Regions from separate parts of the Homo sapiens genome. Here region 2 is linked to region 1. Evidence: chromatin loops called from intact Hi-C (ENCODE). Cell type or tissue: CD4-positive, alpha-beta T cell. All regions are shown on one strand. Links, peaks and the distances in the headings refer to the core of each region. The heading gives the core; the rest is flanking DNA.

Evidence for each region. Peaks named below come from ENCODE experiments on the same cell type or tissue, not always from the same donor. Only the 100,000 strongest peaks of a DNase experiment are listed, where the experiment ranks them.
Region 2: it touches region 1 in a loop (37-fold over the local background); 5 of 110 quality-filtered maps call a loop at or near these places.

Annotation. Positions count from the first base shown.
Region 1 is chr17:4,416,184-4,425,620 of GRCh38, forward strand. No RefSeq gene overlaps it. Among named protein-coding and RNA genes, the nearest start is that of SPNS3, 13 kb to the right of the region's middle. RefSeq lists a silencer at 4,507-4,706. In CD4-positive, alpha-beta T cell, for the core only: CTCF peaks have their summits at 4,592 (motif pointing right) and 4,795; a DNase peak (open chromatin) is centred at 4,628.
Region 2 is chr17:4,883,707-4,892,498 of GRCh38, forward strand. MINK1 (misshapen like kinase 1) reads left to right here. Exons shown (of 32, transcript NM_153827.5): 5 at 657-767; 6 at 1,206-1,296; 7 at 1,777-1,907; 8 at 2,205-2,259; 9 at 2,414-2,492; 10 at 2,745-2,920; 11 at 3,404-3,473; 12 at 3,874-4,084; 13 at 5,941-6,057; 14 at 6,811-7,029; 15 at 7,245-7,418; 16 at 7,750-8,010; 17 at 8,443-8,528; 18 at 8,696-8,792. Among named protein-coding and RNA genes, the nearest start is that of C17orf107, 11 kb to the right of the region's middle. In CD4-positive, alpha-beta T cell, for the core only: CTCF peaks have their summits at 5,562 (motif pointing left) and 5,762; a DNase peak (open chromatin) is centred at 5,545.

The DNA of each region.
Region 1 (9,437 bases), core at 1,874-6,873:
ACCTGGAGCTGGGGCCAGGGACTCCCTCTTCTGTCTGGTGAAATGGGTGTTGCAGCTGCAGCCAGGAGCATAGGGAGGCAGAGCTGGGACAGAGCCTGAGCTTGTCCCCTGGGTCTTCAGGTTCTTTCTTTGGTAGTGAGAGTTGAGGCTGGAGTCTCAGCTGTGCCCTCCCGTGGCCTTCACTTATGGTTAGCTACATGTGGGAAACAGATGTTGCCTATTCACATGAGGGGTCTAGGTTGCCTCCTGGAAAAAAGAATTCACCCCAAATAAGGAGAGAAAGAGGTCCTCAGCCTTGGTTGGTGCAAACCTCTGGTGCTGGAGAGCAGAGTGATGCGGTTTGTAGCACTGGCCCACCGTGCGGGTTGTCCTCTGCTCCTTGGTCCTTAGTCTAAGGAAAGGGAGAGGGGGTGTCAACACTACAACCCTGGATCCCTGCAAGACACTGGCTGCCCCACAGAGATGCCCCTGTGTACAGAGAGCATCCAGGGGCCATGCGTTTGAAAGACTGTTCCAAGTGAATGCAAGATTTTCTTTTTCTTTTTTTTTTCTGAGACACAGTCTCGCTCTGCCACCCAGGCTGGAATGCAGTGGTGCACGATCTCAGCTCACTGCAACCTCCGCCTCCCAGGTTCAAGCAATTCTCCCACCTTAGCCTCTTAAGTAGCTGGGATTACAGGCACATGCCACCACACCTGGCTAGTTTTTGTATTTTTTAGTAGAGATGGGGTTTCACCATGTTGGTCTGGCTGGTCTCAAACTTCTGACCTCAGGTGACCCGCCTGCCTTGGCCTTCCAAAGTGCTGGGATTACAAGCGTGAGCCACCGCACCCAGCCCATATTTTCGACTGGGGATACAGTTCTAGCTATTTTACTGATGTAGGCCAGAGCATCCTTTGCCGAAATTCAGAGCCTATTACTCCCAGGCTGGTGAGGCTGATGGCCTGAGAAGCTAGATTTATTCACTCATTCAGAGCACCTGTTTTGTCTTCCTGCTCTCTACAAGGCCTGGGTCAGCGGGAGGCAGAAAGGCCTCCTTTCCCTCGAGAGCCTCACTGACCAGTGAAGGAGACAGAAAATCCTAATGATGAGCAGTAAGTGTCATAATAAAGATAAGCCAAGCCAAAAGGCTTAGCCAAGCCTGGCAGCTTCCTGGAGGAGGTGATGTGTGAAGTTTGCACTAGTAGGAGGTGGCATCAACAGGCCCATGGGGTGAGTGTTGAAAGTTCAGAAAGCTGGGGATGGAGGGAGTTTGGAGCATTCTCTTTCTCCTTTTCATCTATCTCTGTCCACTTCCTCTTTCCCTTTCCCTGCTTCTCTTTTCCCAGCTTCCCCTCAGTTTGCCAGGCCCTCTCATTCCAATCTCTGTTCCCAGTTTTGGCCCACTGCTCACCAAAGCTAGGTCCCTAATAACTGTGGGTCCCTATATTTATAGATTCCAAAGGAAAAGGGAGATTTTCCACACTGCTGTCTTGTGTTTTTTTTTTTTGAGACAGAGTCTCGCTCTGTCGCCCAGGCTGGAGTGCAGTGGCATAGTCTCGGCTCACTGCAAGCTCTGCCTCCCGGGTTCACGCCATTCTCCTGCCTCAGCCTCCCAAGTAGCTGGGACTACAGGCGCCCGCCACCACGCCCAGCTAATTTTTTGTATTCTTAGTAGAGACGGGGTTTCACCATGTTAGCCAGGATGGTCTTGATCCCCTGACCTCGCGATCCACCTGCCTTGGCCTCCCAAAGTGCTGGGATTACAGGCGTGAGCCACCATGCCCGGCCTTCCACACTGCTGTCAAATCAGGAGAGCCCAGGCGAAGAGGCAAACTGGGCCTTTGCAGGCACAAATTCCTGACCTTTCTGGCGTAGCTACATCCATGTGGCACCCACAGTCCTGAGCTCTGGAGCTGTGTGGAAAGCACACATCATTTGCACATTTTGTTTAGTTTCAAAGCATTATTTTTTATTTCATTTTATTTATTTATTTGAGACAGAGTCTGGCTCTGTCACCTAGGGTGGAGTGCAATGGCACGATCTCGGTTCACTGCATCCTCTGCCTCCTGGGTTCAAGTGATTCTTCTATCTCAGCCTCCTGAGTAGCTGGGATTACAGGTGCACACCACCAAGCCCGCACTCATTTTTATATTTTTAGTAGAGGTGGGGTTTCACCATGTTGGCCAGGCTGGTCTCGAACTCGTGACCTCAGGTGATCTGCCTGCTTCGGCCTCCCAAAGTGCTGGGATTACAGGCATGAGCCACAGCACGTGGTGTATTTTTTATTTTTATTTCTTCATTTATTTAGAGACAGTGTCTCACTCTGTGCTCCAGGCTGGAGTACGGTAGTGCGATCATGGCTCACTGCACCTTCAAACTCCTGAGCTTAAGCAATTCTCCCACCTCAGCCTCCTGAGTAGCTGGGACTACAGGTGCATGCCACCATGCCTGGCTAATTAAAAAAAAAATTTTTTTTTGTAGAGACAATGTCTTGCTATGTTGCCCAGGCTGGTCTCGGAACTCCTGGGCTCAAGCAATCCTCCCATCTCAGCCTGTCAAAAAGCTGGGATTACAGGAATGAGCCACCATGCCCAGCCAGCATTATTTTTTTTCTGATTATAAAAGCTATATATCAGGCTGGGTGCGGTGGCTCACACCTGTAATCCCAGCACTTTGGGAAGCCAAGGGAGGCAGGTCACAAGGTCAGAAGTTCGAGATCAGCCTGTCCAACATGGTGAAACCCCATCTCTACTAAAAATACAAAAACTAGCCGGGTGTGGTGGTGTGTGCCTGTAATCCCAGCTACCCTGGAGGCTGAGGCAGGGGGATTACTTGAACCCAGGAGGCGGAGGTTGCAGTGAGCCTAGATCGCGCCACTGCACTCCAGCCTGGGTGACAGAGCAAGACTCCGTCTTGCGGGGGGGAGGGTGGAAAAAGGTATACATCCCACTGCTTTTTCTTTTCTTATATTATTACTATGCAAGCGACACACTGCAGAAAAATTAATATACACAGATAAGACAGGGAGGCAGTACAGCAGAGAGGATGGGAGCACAGAGTTCAGAGCTACATGGGGCACTGACTTAGCTTCCTTGTGTCTCAGTTTCCTCGCGTAAAAAGTAAGTATAAGCTGGTCATGGTGGCTCACGCCTATAATCTCAGCACTTTGGGAGGCCGAGATGGGAAGATCACTTGAGCCCAGGAGTTTGAGACCAGCCTGGGCAACATGGGGAGGCCCCCTCTTTAAAAAACAAAATAAAAAATAAAAAATTAGCCAAATGTGATGTTGCACACCTGTAGTCCCAGCTACTCAGGAGGCTGAGGTGGGAGGATCGCTTGAGCCGAGGAGGGCAAGGCTGCAGCGAGCTATGACTGCAACACTGAACTCCAACCTGGGTGACAGAAAGAGTCCCTGTCTCTGCCTGCCCCCGCCAAAAAGTAAGCATAATGAGAATTTTTTTTTTTTTTGAGATGGAGTCTTGCTCTGTTGCCCATGCTGGAGTACAGTGGCACGATCTCAGCTCACTGCAACCTCCACCTCCCAGGTTCAAGTGATTCTCATGCCTCAGCCTCCTGAACAGCTGGGACTACAGGTGTGCACCACCAAGCCCAGCTAATTTTTGTATTTTTAGTAGAGATGGGGTTTCACCATATTGGCCAGGCTGATCTCGAACTTCTGACCTCGTAATCCACCTGCCTCGGCCTCCCACAGTGCTGGGATTCCAGGCGTGAACCACCGCACCCAGCCAGCATAATGATCATCGCCAATTAACAGGCACTCAGCACATGGTATGTGCTCTGTTAGTGTTTGCTATTGTTATTACTGGCATGTAATGATAGAAAAAAGAAATAAAGGAAAAAAGTTTACCTATAGTTCTATGAGCCTGAGATAAGTACACTGTTAAGCCTTTGAGATATAGCCTTCCACACTTTCACTATATGAACATACTTTATAAATATGGCCAGTTCCACAATGTGGTCTAAAATATGATCATAACTCTAATTTTCCCAATTAATTGTTCATGCTTGTGTATGCCTTATTATTATTGTTATTATTTTAGACGGAGTCTCGCTCTGTCTCCCAGGCTGGCGTGCAATGTCGCAATCTTGCCCCATTGCAACCTCTACCTCCCAGGTTCAAGCAATTCTCCTGCTTCAGCCTCCGAAGTAGCTGGGACTACAGGCATGTGCCACCATGCCCGGCTAATTTTTGTATTTTTAGTAGAGGCGTGGTTTAGTAGAGGCTGGTCTCGAACTCCTGACCTCGTGTTTCACCCTCCTTGGCCTCCCAAAGTGCTGGGATTACAGGTGTGAGCCACCACGCCGGGCCTGTGTATGCCTTATTAAAAAGAAATCCAGGGCCAGGTGTGGTGGCTCACGCCTGTAATCCCAGCGTTTTGAGAGGTCGAGGCAGGTGGATCGCTTGAGCCCAGGAGATGGAGGCTGCAGTGAGCTGTGATGACTGCTACTGCACTCCAGCCTGGTTGATAGAGTGAGACCCTGTCTCAAAAAAACAAAAACCATTCAGGATCTTGAGACCACCCTGTATCACCCAGAAACTTTTGAGAGCCTACACCATGCGGGGCATAGGTCATGACTGCTATTTCCCATCATGACCACATGGTGTCGCCATTGAAACCTGGTTGTAACCAGTCCCCAGGACTTGGTGGTAACGATGCTTTTTGAAATCGTGCTAACCTCAGCGAGAAGGGTTCTAGGCTTGAGATGTCAAGCTTGCTGTTCTCAGGGTTCAGTGGCTGTATTTCCTGCACACTTTCCACCATCTAGGGTGACTCCTAGCTCCAGGAGGCCTGGGTTAGGACAGCTTCTGACATCTGCCACCTTCTAGATCTAGAACCTAAAATTTTCCCTTCCTCTTTGGGAATCCATACCAGGAGCTCGTTTCAGCCCTGCAAGCATCAAGGCTGAGAGGTGGTTAGCCATCTGCGAAGACATGGTCTGCTTATCCCGTGGCCACTTTCTTTTTTTTTTTTTTTTTCGAGACGAAGTCTTGCTCTTGTCTCCCCAGGCTGGAGTGCAGTGGCACAATCTCGGCTCACTGCAACCTCTGCCTCCTGGGTTCAAGCGATTCTCTTGCCTCAGCCTCCCGAGTAGCTGAGATTACTGGCGCCTGCCACCACGTCTGGCTAATTTTTGTATTTTTAGTAGAGACAGGGTTTCACCATGTTGGCCAGGCTGGTCTCAAACTCCTGACCTCAAGTGATCCGCCCGCCTCAGCCTCCTAAAGTGCTGGGATTATAGGCATGAGCCACTGCGCCCGGCTACCCTGTGGCCCCTTTCTTTCCCATTCTTCCTCAGAGACAGAGGCAGACTTCCCTGGCACCCACCTTCCCAGCTTCTCCTGCAGACGTGGCACCGACATGTGACTCAACCTGGCCAGTGGGCTGTGAGGGAGCACCAGCAGGGGAATTTCTAGGGCAGATTTTCCTCCCTAATAAATACACATGAACACATTTCAGGATGAATCTCCTACCTTCTTATATGTGAGACGACAAGCCTCAAGATGGAGACTGTGGTAGCCAGCCTGCAAGAAGATCTCGTGGCAGGGCGTGGTGGCTCAGGCTGGTAATCCCAGCACTTTGGGAGGCTGAAACGGGTGTATCACCTGAGGTCAGGTGTTCGAGACCAGCCTGGCCAACATGGAGAAACCCTGTCTCTACTAAAAATACAAAAATTAGCCGGGCGTGGTGGCAAGTGCCTGTAATCCCAGCTACTTCTGGGAGGCTGAGGCAGGAGAATTGCTTGAACCTGGGAGGCAGAGGTTGCAGTGAGCTGAGATTGCACCACTGCATTCCAGCTTGGGCGACAAGAGCAAAACGACATCTCAAAAACAAAGCAAAACAAAAAAAAAATTGGCTTGAATAAAATACATAAATCTTCTTTTTTTAAAAAAGATCTCCCGCAAGCTTTCCCTCCTGGTATTCATGCCCTTCCACATGGAGGGGCAGCAGAGAGTATGGGAACACAGAGCATAGACTGGCCTGTGTGGCCAATGGAATGCAGCTGAGTACAGACCTAGGAGTCCAGGTCAGGAAAGATGCAGGCCAGACGCAGTGGCTCACGCCTGTAATCCCAGCACTTTGAGAGGCCGAGGCAGCTGGATCACCTGAGGTCAGGAGTTCAAGACCAGCCTGGCCAACATGGTAAAACGCTGTCTCTACTAAAAATACAAAAACTAGCTGGGCGTCGTGGCATGCGCCTGTAATCCCAGTGACTCAGGAGGCTGAGGTGGGAGAATCGCTTGAACCCAAGAGATGGAGGTTGCAGCGAGTGGAGATTGTGCCAGTGCACTACGTCCTGGGTGACAGAGCAAGACTCTGTCTCAAAAAAAAAAAAAAAAAAAAAAAAGATGTTGCAGTTTCTGCCTTGGTCCCTAATGTATTGTTCCCCCTGCAGGAAACTAGCCACCATACCGTGAGGATGCTCAAGCAGTCCTGTGGAGGGACCCATCTAGACAGGAGCCAACAGGCAGCACCAACTTGCCTGCCACGTGAGTGAGGCCCCTTGGAAACAGAGCTCCCAGCCCCAGTTAAGACTTTAGGGGACTGCAGCCCTTCACGGCAACAAGAGACCCTGAGCCATAGTCCTGCATCTCAGCTGCTCCCAAATTCCTGACCACTGAAAAATGCAAGAGATAAATGACTACTGTTGTTTAAAGCCATGAGTTCTGGGGGGATTTGTTTTATAGCAATTAATTAAGTAATCAAAGGCCAACACTATAAAGATTTCAGGGGGGAAAGATGAAAAACACTGAGTTTTTTATGATGTCATGGAGCCACTGAGTTAATCAACCCTGAAACTGCCTACTTCTTGATTTGCAGTGCAAGAGAACGAATGAATGTCCTGGTTTGGCTGCTGTTACTTCTGCTGTTACTTGCGGACAAAAGCATCCTTATTGATTCATCACATAAAAGATGACTCCCTGGGGATTTCTGAAGAGTGATTCCTGGCCGGGCTCGGTGGCTCATGCCTATAATCCCAGCACTTTGGGAGGCCGAGGTGGGTGGATTACAAGGTCAGGAGATCTAGACCATCCTGGCTAACACAGTGAAACCCCGTCTCTACTAAAAATACAAAAAATTAGCTGGGTGTGGTGGCAGGTGCCTGTAGTCCCAGCTACTCAGGAGGCTGAGGCAGGAGAATGGCGTGAACCCGGGAGGTGGAGCTTGCAATGAGCCGAGACTGCACCACTGCACTCCAGCCTGGGTGACACAGGGAGACTCCATTTCAAAAAAAAAAAAAAGTGATTCCTGAGTGACTTCCTGTGACCTTCTTTTTTTTTTTTTTTTTGATTAAGGGTCTTGCTCTGTCACTGAGGCTGGAGTACAGTGATGCAATCACAGCTCGCTACAGCCTCAACCTCCTTGGCTCAAGCAATCCTGCAATCCTCCTGCCTCAACCTCCTGAGTAGCTGGGACTACAGGCACACCACCACCATGCCTGTCTAATTTTTTTTTTTTTTTTTGCAGCGATGGGGGCCTGTTGCCCAGGCTGGTCTCAAACTCCTGGGTTCAAACAATCCTCTCACCTTGGCCTCCCAAACTGTTGGAATTACAGGTGTGAACCACTGTGCCCAGCCTGTCACCTCCTATTCTGTGAGGCTGGACATTTCTTTTGTTAAAAAAAGGACATAAATTTAAACTCTGATGGGAGCCACTCTGGAAGGGTCTCCACTAAAAATCATCTCAAATGAGCTTTTTTTTTTTTTTTTTGAGATGGAGTTTTGCTCTTGTTGCCCAGGCTGGAGTGCAGTGGTGCGATCTTGGCTCACTGCAACCTCTGCCTACTGGGTTCAAGGGATTCTCCTGCCTCAGTCACCCAAGTAGCTGGGATTACAGGCACCACCACCATGCCCGGCTAATTTTTTTGTATTTTTAGTAGAGACGGGGTTTCACCATGTTGGCCAGGCTGGTCTCTATCTCCTGACCTCAGGTGATCTGCCCGCCCTGGCCTCCCAAAGTGCTGGGATTACAGGTGTGAGCCACCACGCCTGGCCCCCAATAAGCTTCTGTATCAGAATTCACGAGAAAAAGCAGCCAAATAAGCTATGACTGGCCAGTTCACAAGTTTGTCTTTGATGTGTTTTATTATTTTTATCTGAATGGAATTATCCTGGACATGGATTTTGTAGGCTCTTGTTTATTTTTCACCATCAAATTCTGAACGTCTTTCAGATCAACATAGACTAACATCATGTACAGGGCTGTCTGGTGCCCCATTGTAGGGAGGTACCATGATTTATTTATTAATTTAATTTTTTTTTTTTTGAGATGGAGTTTCGCTCTTGTTGCCCAGGCTGGAGTGCAATGGCAGGATCTCAGCTCACTGCAACCTCCGCCTCCAGGGTTCAAGCGATTCTCCTGCCTCAACCTCCCAAATAACTGGGATTACAGGCATGTGCCACCACGCCCGGCTAATTTTGTATTTTTAGTAGAGACGGGGTTTCTCTATGTTGGCCAGGATGGTCTCGAACTCCTGACTTCAGGTGATCCGCTTGCTTCGGCCTCCCAAGGTGCTGGGATTACAGGCATGAGCCACGGCGCCTGGCCTGGAGGTACCATAATTTATTTAACCAGCCTCTGAAGCTGGGAATCTAGAATGTTGTCACTGTTCTGATATTACAATAACCCCATTTACTTTTTTTTTAATTGTGGTAAAATAATATAGAATTTACAATTTAGCCTTTTTTTTTTTTTTGAAACAGAGTCTTGCTCTGTCGCCCTGACTGGGGTGCAGTGACGCGATCTCGGCTCACTGCAATCTCTGCCTGCCGAGTTCAAGCGATTCTCCTGCCTCAGCTTCCCAAGTAGCTGGGACTACAGGCATGTGCCACCACGCCCAACTAATTTTTGTATTTTGTATTTTTTTTGACAGAGTCTTGCTCTGTCACCCAGGCTGGAGTGCAGTGACATAATCTCAGCTTACTGCAAGCTGTGCCTCCCGGGTTCACGCCATTCTCCTGCCTCAGCCTCCCGAGTGGCTGGGACTACAGGCGCCTGCCACCATGCCTGGCTAATTTTGTTTTTGTATTTTTAGTAGAGACGGGGTTTCACCATGTCAGCCAGGATGGTCTCGATCTCCTGACCTCGTAATCCGCCCACCTCAGCCTCCCAAAGTGCTGGGATTACAGGCGTGAGCCACCGCGCCCGGCTAATTTTTGTATTTTTAGTAGACACGGGGCTTCACCATTTTGGTCAGGCCAGTCTTGAACTCCTGACCTCGGGTGATCCGCCTGCCTCAGCCTCCCAAAGTGCTGGGATTACAGGTGCGAGCCCCTGCGCCTGGCCTCAATTTAACCATTTTTAAGTGTAAAGCTCAGAGGTACTAAATGCACTCACGTTGTGCAACCATTACCACCCTCCATCTGTGAAACTTTTTCATCATCCCCAACTGAAACTCTGTGCCCATTAAGCAATGACCCCATTTCTCACTCG
Region 2 (8,792 bases), core at 3,653-8,652, 470 kb after region 1:
TTTTTTTTTTTTTAGTAGAGACAGGGTTTCACCGTGTTATCCAGGATGGTCTTGAACTCCTGACCTTGTGATCCACCCACCTCGGCCTCCCAAAATGCTGGGATTACAGGAGTGAGCCTCCGCGCCCAGCCATAAAGCAGTAGTTCTTAACCGCTGTAGGGTTTGGAATCCCAATGAGAATCTGATGAAAGTACTAGACCCTTCCTCAGGGAAAATGCATATACCTGCATCATTTTGTTTACAGTTTCAGGGATTCCTTGGACTCCTACTCTAAACCCAGCCCCACCCTGCCAGTTCTTTTCCATCTGTATTCCTTCTCCTCTTTTTTTTTTTTTTTTTTGAGACGGAGTCTTGCTCACCATGTTGGCCAGGCTGGTCTTGAACTCCTGACCTCAGGTGATCCGCCTGCCTCAGCCTCCCAAAGTGCTGGGATTACAGGCATGAGCCACCGCACCCAGCCTTTTTCCCTCTCTGTCTTGACTTGAGGAAATCCTGTGGCCTTTGTGAGGCTTCTGTGGCCCTTGCTCTCTAGCTCATACCAGTTCTAACCCCAAGGTCTCTTATCCTCCTCCAGGAGTCTAGCAGGGGATTGGGGCAGGGGTGGGAGGGCTTGTCTGACTGATACTTTTCCTTTCGGTACCTTCCTGGGATCCTAGCTGGTGATGGAGTTCTGTGGTGCTGGTTCAGTGACTGACCTGGTAAAGAACACAAAAGGCAACGCCCTGAAGGAGGACTGTATCGCCTATATCTGCAGGGAGATCCTCAGGGTGAGCTCAAGGCCCCTCCCCTTGTCTTCTCCTCCGCTACCCTGGCTGGAGTTTCTCCATGAGCAAAGATCCTCCCTGCGCTGGGAGGAGACATCACTGCCCTCTTTAGGGAGCAGCAGGCCTGATGCGGGTGGGATGTGGAAGCAGGGTCCACACCTTGGGAAGTCTCAGGCTGTTGGAGGAGACAAGCTCCTGTTTCCAAGCTCTGCCGCTTCTCCACCTGTAACCCTGCAACTGCTGGGAATTCACCTGGAGCCACCTCTCTGAGGAAGCTCTCCAGGACAGCTCAGCTTGCTTGGGCTCCTGGTGGAGAAGGTCTGCTCCTTCAGCCCAGCCCTGTCCAGACTGACTGCTCCTTGTCCCCTCAACTCACTCCCCACTTACTCTTTCCTACCCCATCCAACACCATGGCTAATTTTCCCTGCTCTCCTGTCCCAGGGTCTGGCCCATCTCCATGCCCACAAGGTGATCCATCGAGACATCAAGGGGCAGAATGTGCTGCTGACAGAGAATGCTGAGGTCAAGCTAGGTGCGCCGGCTCCTTCTGAGGCTGACGAGGACCTTTCACCTCCAGAACAGAGAATGAGGGGCCCCTTTTTCTCTCTGGTGGCTCAGGCCCAACTCCCTTCCTACTGGGGAGGCTCACTCCCTCCCCTTTCCCCTCTCCCCCTGGAATGCCCTGCCTCCTGCTGAAAATCCCTCAGGAAGCTCTTCACCTGTCACCTGTTACGGGCCAGGTGCTCTGCAGGTTGCTCTGGGGAGATGGGATCTGATGGCCCTCCTGCCTGGGATGCTGTCCGTGATCCTTTTACCTGGGTTTTTCTCTAAGATGCTGGAAGATGGAATCGGGTTCTTCAGGATGGTGGTGGGGTAAAGGAGGGTGCTGGGGTGTCTGGGTCGGGCCAGGACCACAGCTGGCTCAGGCAAGTCCTGTGTGTGCACGCAGGGATGTGAGGCAAGGGAGCAGAGGTGACTCCCCACACTGACCCCTCCCTCTGTGTCTTCACAGTGGATTTTGGGGTGAGTGCTCAGCTGGACCGCACCGTGGGCAGACGGAACACTTTCATTGGGACTCCCTACTGGATGGCTCCAGAGGTCATCGCCTGTGATGAGAACCCTGATGCCACCTATGATTACAGGGTATGGAGTGGAAAGTTGGGAGCATGGGGGCTGCCAAGGGCGGGAAGCAATATGGGGACCACGGGGCCTGAGCAGGCTGGGGAACAGAGGAAGGTCAGATGATGTTAGCAGTGAGGGGCTGGGGAACATCTTACGGCAAGGCAAGTGTGGGTGGGAAGATGGGATGGGTTGGAAGGCACTGCTGCAGGAATGGGTGTGGCCCAGGAAGGCTCCTGAGAGGCCAGGATGGTGGGTGAAGAGAGGTTGCAGGGCAGAGTTGTCAGGAATATTCACTTGTTCCTTCTTTCCCGTCTATAGAGTGATATTTGGTCTCTAGGAATCACAGCCATCGAGATGGCAGAGGGAGCCCCCCGTAAGTTCTGAGTCTGCCGGGAGTGGGAGGGGAGGGAAAGGAAGGGCCCAGAGAGTGGCTGTAGGGAGGAGGTGGGTCCTGGGACCCTGCCGAGGAAGGGTCCTGTAGCTCCCAGTGCAGTGAAAGGGACTGAGGGTGTCTCCTCTGTGTCCAGCTCTGTGTGACATGCACCCCATGCGAGCCCTCTTCCTCATTCCTCGGAACCCTCCGCCCAGGCTCAAGTCCAAGAAGTGGTAGGTCTCTGAGAGTGTGGGCTCTGGGAAGGAAGGTCCCTGGACAAGGCCATCCCCACCTTCATGCCCTCTGTGCTCAGGCTTGGATCTCACCAGAGAAGAGATTCTGGGGGGCAGAGGGCGGTGACTGGTGTTGGGATATGAAGACAGGAGGGACGTCAAGGTGGCTTGTGGATGAATGATCCACCCTCTTCCTCCTGCACCCATCCCTTCTGAGGGGACCCTCCCAGTGTGAGCCACCACTGTTTCCAGGTCTAAGAAGTTCATTGACTTCATTGACACATGTCTCATCAAGACTTACCTGAGCCGCCCACCCACGGAGCAGCTACTGAAGTTTCCCTTCATCCGGGACCAGCCCACGGAGCGGCAGGTCCGCATCCAGCTTAAGGACCACATTGACCGATCCCGGAAGAAGCGGGGTGAGAAAGGTCAGTGGGCAGGCTGGAGGGGGCAGGTACTAGGGGACACTCCAGCCTGGCTCCTCTCTGCCAGCCCTGCTCGCTCCTGGCACCCCTTCCTGCTCCCCTCCTTGGCCCCAGCTCTCCCTGTCCAAGGAGATCGTTCTCAAACTTGCAACCCCCAAGGGGTTTTCCCTCCTTTCCCTCCCAGTCTGAATCAGCCTTCCAAAGGAGGACCGGCCTTTCGCATCCTTACAAAAACTCCATGCTAAGCACATGTGTGTGCGAGCACAAGCACAGGCTCTGCCACACCTCAGCTGCCCTGGGACCCAGTCCCGGTCCTGTCCAGGCCCACACCTGAGACCCGCTGTCCTCCCATTGCCCCCAGGAAGTGGGTGGGGCCCCTCATGCTTGCCCAGCCAGAGAGACCTGGTTATCCCCACCCAAGGTTTCCCTAGCCCACGGCGGGTCTGGGGCGCTGGGTGAGATAACTGCAGTGGCCTCCCCCTGCAGAGGAGACAGAATATGAGTACAGCGGCAGCGAGGAGGAAGATGACAGCCATGGAGAGGAAGGAGAGCCAAGGTAGGCCTGGCAGGTGGAGTGGGGGTTGGGGCGGTCATCGCTGAGTGGGGGGACTACAGTGGTGCTTGGCTTTGGGGACTCTCAGCCTGGGGGTGGTGGGCACAGAGAGGTAGAGACTCCTGGAAACCAAATTTCTGAGTGCTAAGAAGTGGAACCAATGACTGAGCAAGAGCTGGGGAGAGAGCAATTTGTGGTGAATGTGGGGCGCAGCAGTAATAGGAAAGGAGGACAGGACTGAAGACTGGGCAGAAGGGGACGGTAAGTCTCCTGGCCACCTGGGAGTGGCCAGAGGCAGAGGCTTTGATCCAGTTAAAGCACCCACTCAGGCGGGCCCACGGGGTTGAGAGTGGGAACCAACAGGGTTCTGACCCCAGTGCTTCTTTGTGCCACCCCTGCCCAGCTCCATCATGAACGTGCCTGGAGAGTCGACTCTACGCCGGGAGTTTCTCCGGCTCCAGCAGGAAAATAAGAGCAACTCAGAGGCTTTAAAACAGCAGCAGCAGCTGCAGCAGCAGCAGCAGCGAGACCCCGAGGCACACATCAAACACCTGCTGCACCAGCGGCAGCGGCGCATAGAGGAGCAGAAGGAGGAGCGGCGCCGCGTGGAGGAGGTGGGCTGTCTCCGAAGGGCCCAGGCCTGGCGCGGCCTCCTCCTGACCTGCCCCGGGTCCATTAGGGCCTTGGAGAACAGGTTTTAAAATGCCTTAAATGAATGGCATTTCTGTTGAAACAATTATATGATTTCAAATTTCATGATGAGCTGGACTTAACACAAAATGTAATCCCATCACTTTGGGAGGCTGAGGTGGGTAGATCACCTGAGGTCAGGAGTTTGAGACCAGCCTGGCCAACATGGTGAAACCCCATCTCTACTAATAATACAAAAATTAGCCAGGTGTGGTGGCGCATGCCTGTAATCCCAGCTACTCCGGAGGCTGAGGCAGGAGAATTGCTTGAACCCGGGAGGCGGAGGTTGCAGTGAGCAGAGATCACACCACTGCACTCCAGCCTGGGTGACAGAGCAAGACTCCGTCTCTAATAATAATAAGCAATAACCCGCAGCACCCACACTGTCCACCTGCTACCTCCAAAGTAGGCCCTCTCATTGTTGAACAAAAAATAATTTGCAAGAAAACCTGCTACAGAAGAGCCTTGTGCAGTTTTGAAAATATAGGCCAGGTGAGGTGGCTCACGCCTGTAATCCCAGCACTTTGGGAGTCGGAGGATGGGGGCGGATCGTGAGATCAGGAGTTCGAGACCAGCCTGTCTAATATGGTGAAACCCCATCTCTACTAAAAATACACAAATTAGCCAGGCGTGGTGGTGCACGCGCCTATAGTTCCAGCTACTTAGGAGGCTGAGGCAGGAGAATCGCTTGAACCTGGGAGGTGGAAGTTGTAGTGAGCTGAGATCACGCCACTGGCCTGGGGAACAGAGCAAGACTCCGTCTCCAAAAAATAAAAAAATAAAATAAATATAGCGTTCAGATAGTATAGTAACAAAGTCCTATCTTTTTTTTTTTTTTTTTTTTGAGATGGAGTTTTGCTCTTGTTGCCCAGGGTGACGAGTGCAGTGGCGCACTCTAGGCTCACCGCAAAACCTCCGTCTCCCAGGTTCAAGTGATTCTCCTGCCTCAGCCTCCTGAGGAGCTGGGATTACAGGAATGCGCCACCACGCCCGGCTAATTTTGTATTTTTTTCAGTAGAGACAGGGTTTCTGCATGTTGGTCAGGCTGGTCTCGAACTCCCGACCTCAGGTGATCCACCTGCCTCGGCCTCCCAAAGTGCTGGGATTACAGGTGTGAGCCACCGCGCCCAGCCACAGAGTCCTATCTAACAAGGTGTTACCTGGAGAAGGCCTGCTGGCAACTTCATTGCAGAAGTAGGCACAAGTTCCCTCAAGTGTAAGGGTCCCTCAGGGTTTGTGCTTTTGTTGGTGGTGGTGGTGGTAGACTTCGTGAAAGCCACCACAGAAATACCGTGAAAGTAAAGTACCACCTGGGCACTGGTGCTTGTCAAGGAGTGGGCCAGGTCCCTCTTTTCTGTGCTTTCTGTGCACGGGCACCTGGTGCCCTCTTGTGGCCAAAGGCTATCACTACGACCCGCTCTATATGGACTTCAGGCAAAGGTCGATTTTAGGCTAGGAGTGCTGGGGAGGCTTGTTTTGAGTTCGGCTTTGGTTTGTTGTTTGGTGGGGTGTGGGGAGTGGAAGGTGTTGTCTAGCTAAGCCCACCCCACAGGCAGCAGTCAGTCTCACAGCCTCTCTCGTCACAGCTACCGGCTGTTTACCCGAGCCCAGCCCCGCGGGCCCTTGGGTGGGGATGGGTATAGTTGCAGAAACAAGCGGAAGCCGGTCTCTCTTACCACCCTCCGTGGTGAGCAAGGAGGGCTCCCCTCCCTGTCCATGGAGGGGCAGTGCTGACGCGATGTCCGGTATGGTTCTTAAGACCACCTGGCTCTCCCCACAGCAACAGCGGCGGGAGCGGGAGCAGCGGAAGCTGCAGGAGAAGGAGCAGCAGCGGCGGCTGGAGGACATGCAGGCTCTGCGGCGGGAGGAGGAGCGGCGGCAGGCGGAGCGCGAGCAGGTAGAGCGCCGCACCCGCATCCCTGCCCTCCCGCCCTCCCGCTCCTGCTGCCTGCCGCCCCTGCTCCCCGTGCCCTTCCCCCTTCTCTCCCCCACCCCCAGATTCCTCCTATCTTTTCTAGCTTCACTCTTTCTCTCTGTTTTCTCCCACCCTTCAACCCCAACCCTGACCCCCTCCCTCTTCCTTCCCTGCCTCATTCCCATCTCTTTACCCCATCCCTGACTCCCCGACCCCTTCCTCATCCCCCCTCATTCCCTGTGCCCTCTTCTTCCCCATCTGTGCCGCATGGCCCCCTGGGGCTCATGTCATCCCCTCCCCTACCTCTCTCTTACTCTTCCCCTGCACCCCCTCATTCTCCTGCGGATCCCTTCCTCCTTCTCCAACTCGCTGCTGCTGCCCTCCTCTGCCTCTTCCTCCTTCCCTGCCCTCTGCCCCCCACCCCACACCCCGTCCCCCAGGAATATATTCGTCACAGGCTAGAGGAGGAGCAGCGACAGCTCGAGATCCTTCAGCAACAGCTGCTCCAGGAACAGGCCCTGCTGCTGGTAACGGGTCCCTCAGCGTCCTCTGGGAAGATGCTTTTCAGAGCTTCTTTGCTGGAACGGGATGGGAACACTTCAAGGGAAGGGATTCACCCAGGACATCAAGGGAATACATCTCCTCTCTAGGCAGTTGGAGAAAAGAGAGGGCATGCCTGCTCTAACTCCCAGGGCCACACCCTGCTGAGCCCTCTCTCCCTACCCTTGGGCCCAGGAATACAAGCGGAAGCAGCTGGAGGAGCAGCGGCAGTCAGAACGTCTCCAGAGGCAGCTGCAGCAGGAGCATGCCTACCTCAAGTCCCTGCAGCAGCAGCAACAGCAGCAGCAGCTTCAGAAACAGCAGCAGCAGCAGCTCCTGCCTGGGGACAGGAAGCCCCTGTACCATTATGGTCGGGGCATGAATCCCGCTGACAAACCAGCCTGGGCCCGAGAGGTACTCACTGCCTCCTTTGCCTCCTGAGACTGCAGTCCCACTGCCTGAGGCCTGGAGAGCCACAAGAAGTAGTAGTTCACAGTAGCAGGCACCAAGTAGGGGAAAGGAGCACACAGCACAGAGCATAGGGCGGGAGTAGTTAGGGCAGGTGGGACCCTCAGTTTTGAGAACAGGGAGGCAAGAGCTGGCCTGCTTGACATCCCTTCACATCACAGGTAGAAGAGAGAACAAGGATGAACAAGCAGCAGAACTCTCCCTTGGCCAAGAGCAAGCCAGGCAGCACGGGGCCTGAGCCCCCCATCCCCCAGGCCTCCCCAGGGCCCCCAGGACCCCTTTCCCAGACTCCTCCTATGCAGAGGCCGGTGGAGCCCCAGGAGGGACCGCACAAGGTGAGTCTCTCCCCACCCCTGTCTTAATGAAGACACAGGGAGCTTTGTTCAGAGCACAGGTACACACACACGCGCGCACACACACACACACACACACACACCTGCTCAGCCGTGAGCCAGGATTACAGAGCACAGGCTTTGTGGACAGACTCACTCACCTGCTTCTTGCTGCCTGTGTCTGTCCTGACTTAGCTGTCATCAGGCTCAAGGAACCCCTTGTCCTTCAATGGAGGAAGGGGCAGCTAAAGTCCTTTCCCACCCCAGACCCCAATTCGCAGGTGGGGATGTGCCATGGAGCAGGCAGCCCACCCTCCCTGGTCTCTCCCTGCAGAGCCTGGTGGCACACCGGGTCCCACTGAAGCCATATGCAGCACCTGTACCCCGATCCCAGTCCCTGCAGGACCAGCCCACCCGAAACCTGGCTGCCTTCCCAGCCTCCCATGACCCCGACCCTGCCATCCCCGCACCCACTGCCACGCCCAGTGCCCGAGGAGCTGTCATCCGCCAGAATTCAGACCCCACCTCTGAAGGACCTGGCCCCAGCCCGAATCCCCCAGCCTGGGTCCGCCCAGATAACGAGGCCCCACCCAAGGTAAGGACAGTTCTGCAGGCCCAGGGAAAAGCAGAGAGCTAGTCATGAAGAGAAGGAGGGCAGTGAAGGGGCAGGCCACATGGAGGAAGAGTGCAGGGCGGGAAGCGAGAGAAAGCCAGGGCGCTGCCCTGCCGGGGTCAGCCGTCCAGCTGAGGACGCGACGTGGAGGGGTGGCATCGATCCCTGTGGGGAGCGTGGGAACGGAGAAACGCCCAGGGTGTTTTGGGAGCGCTAAGGGGCAGACTTTGCCAGTTAGAACCGCAGCTCCACCATCATCCGGCTTCATAACCCTGGACGTATTCACTAACTCCCCTGAACCTCAGTTTTCTCATCCATCAAAGTGGGGGAGCTCACCTCTCAGAGGTGAGGCTTAAACATCTGAGAAGTGCCTGTCGCAGCGCCAGCTCGCAGCACGTGGACTTCTCTCCACAGGTGCCTCAGAGGACCTCATCTATCGCCACTGCCCTTAACACCAGTGGGGCCGGAGGGTCCCGGCCAGCCCAGGCAGTCCGTGCCAGGTAATGCCTGGGTAGGGCAACGCCTGGGTGAGGTCTGAGGGCAGCCTAGGGAGTAGGGGGGGCACAGGGACTTTACCAGCCTACCCGCCTGGGGGTGGGAAAGCCCCAGCCCCATCACCTCAGCGCCCCCCCGCCGCCCCCTCGGCACCCCTGTGCTCCCTTCACAGACCTCGCAGCAACTCCGCCTGGCAAATCTATCTGCAAAGGCGGGCAGAGCGGGGCACCCCAAAGCCTCCAGGGCCCCCTGCTCAGCCCCCTGGCCCG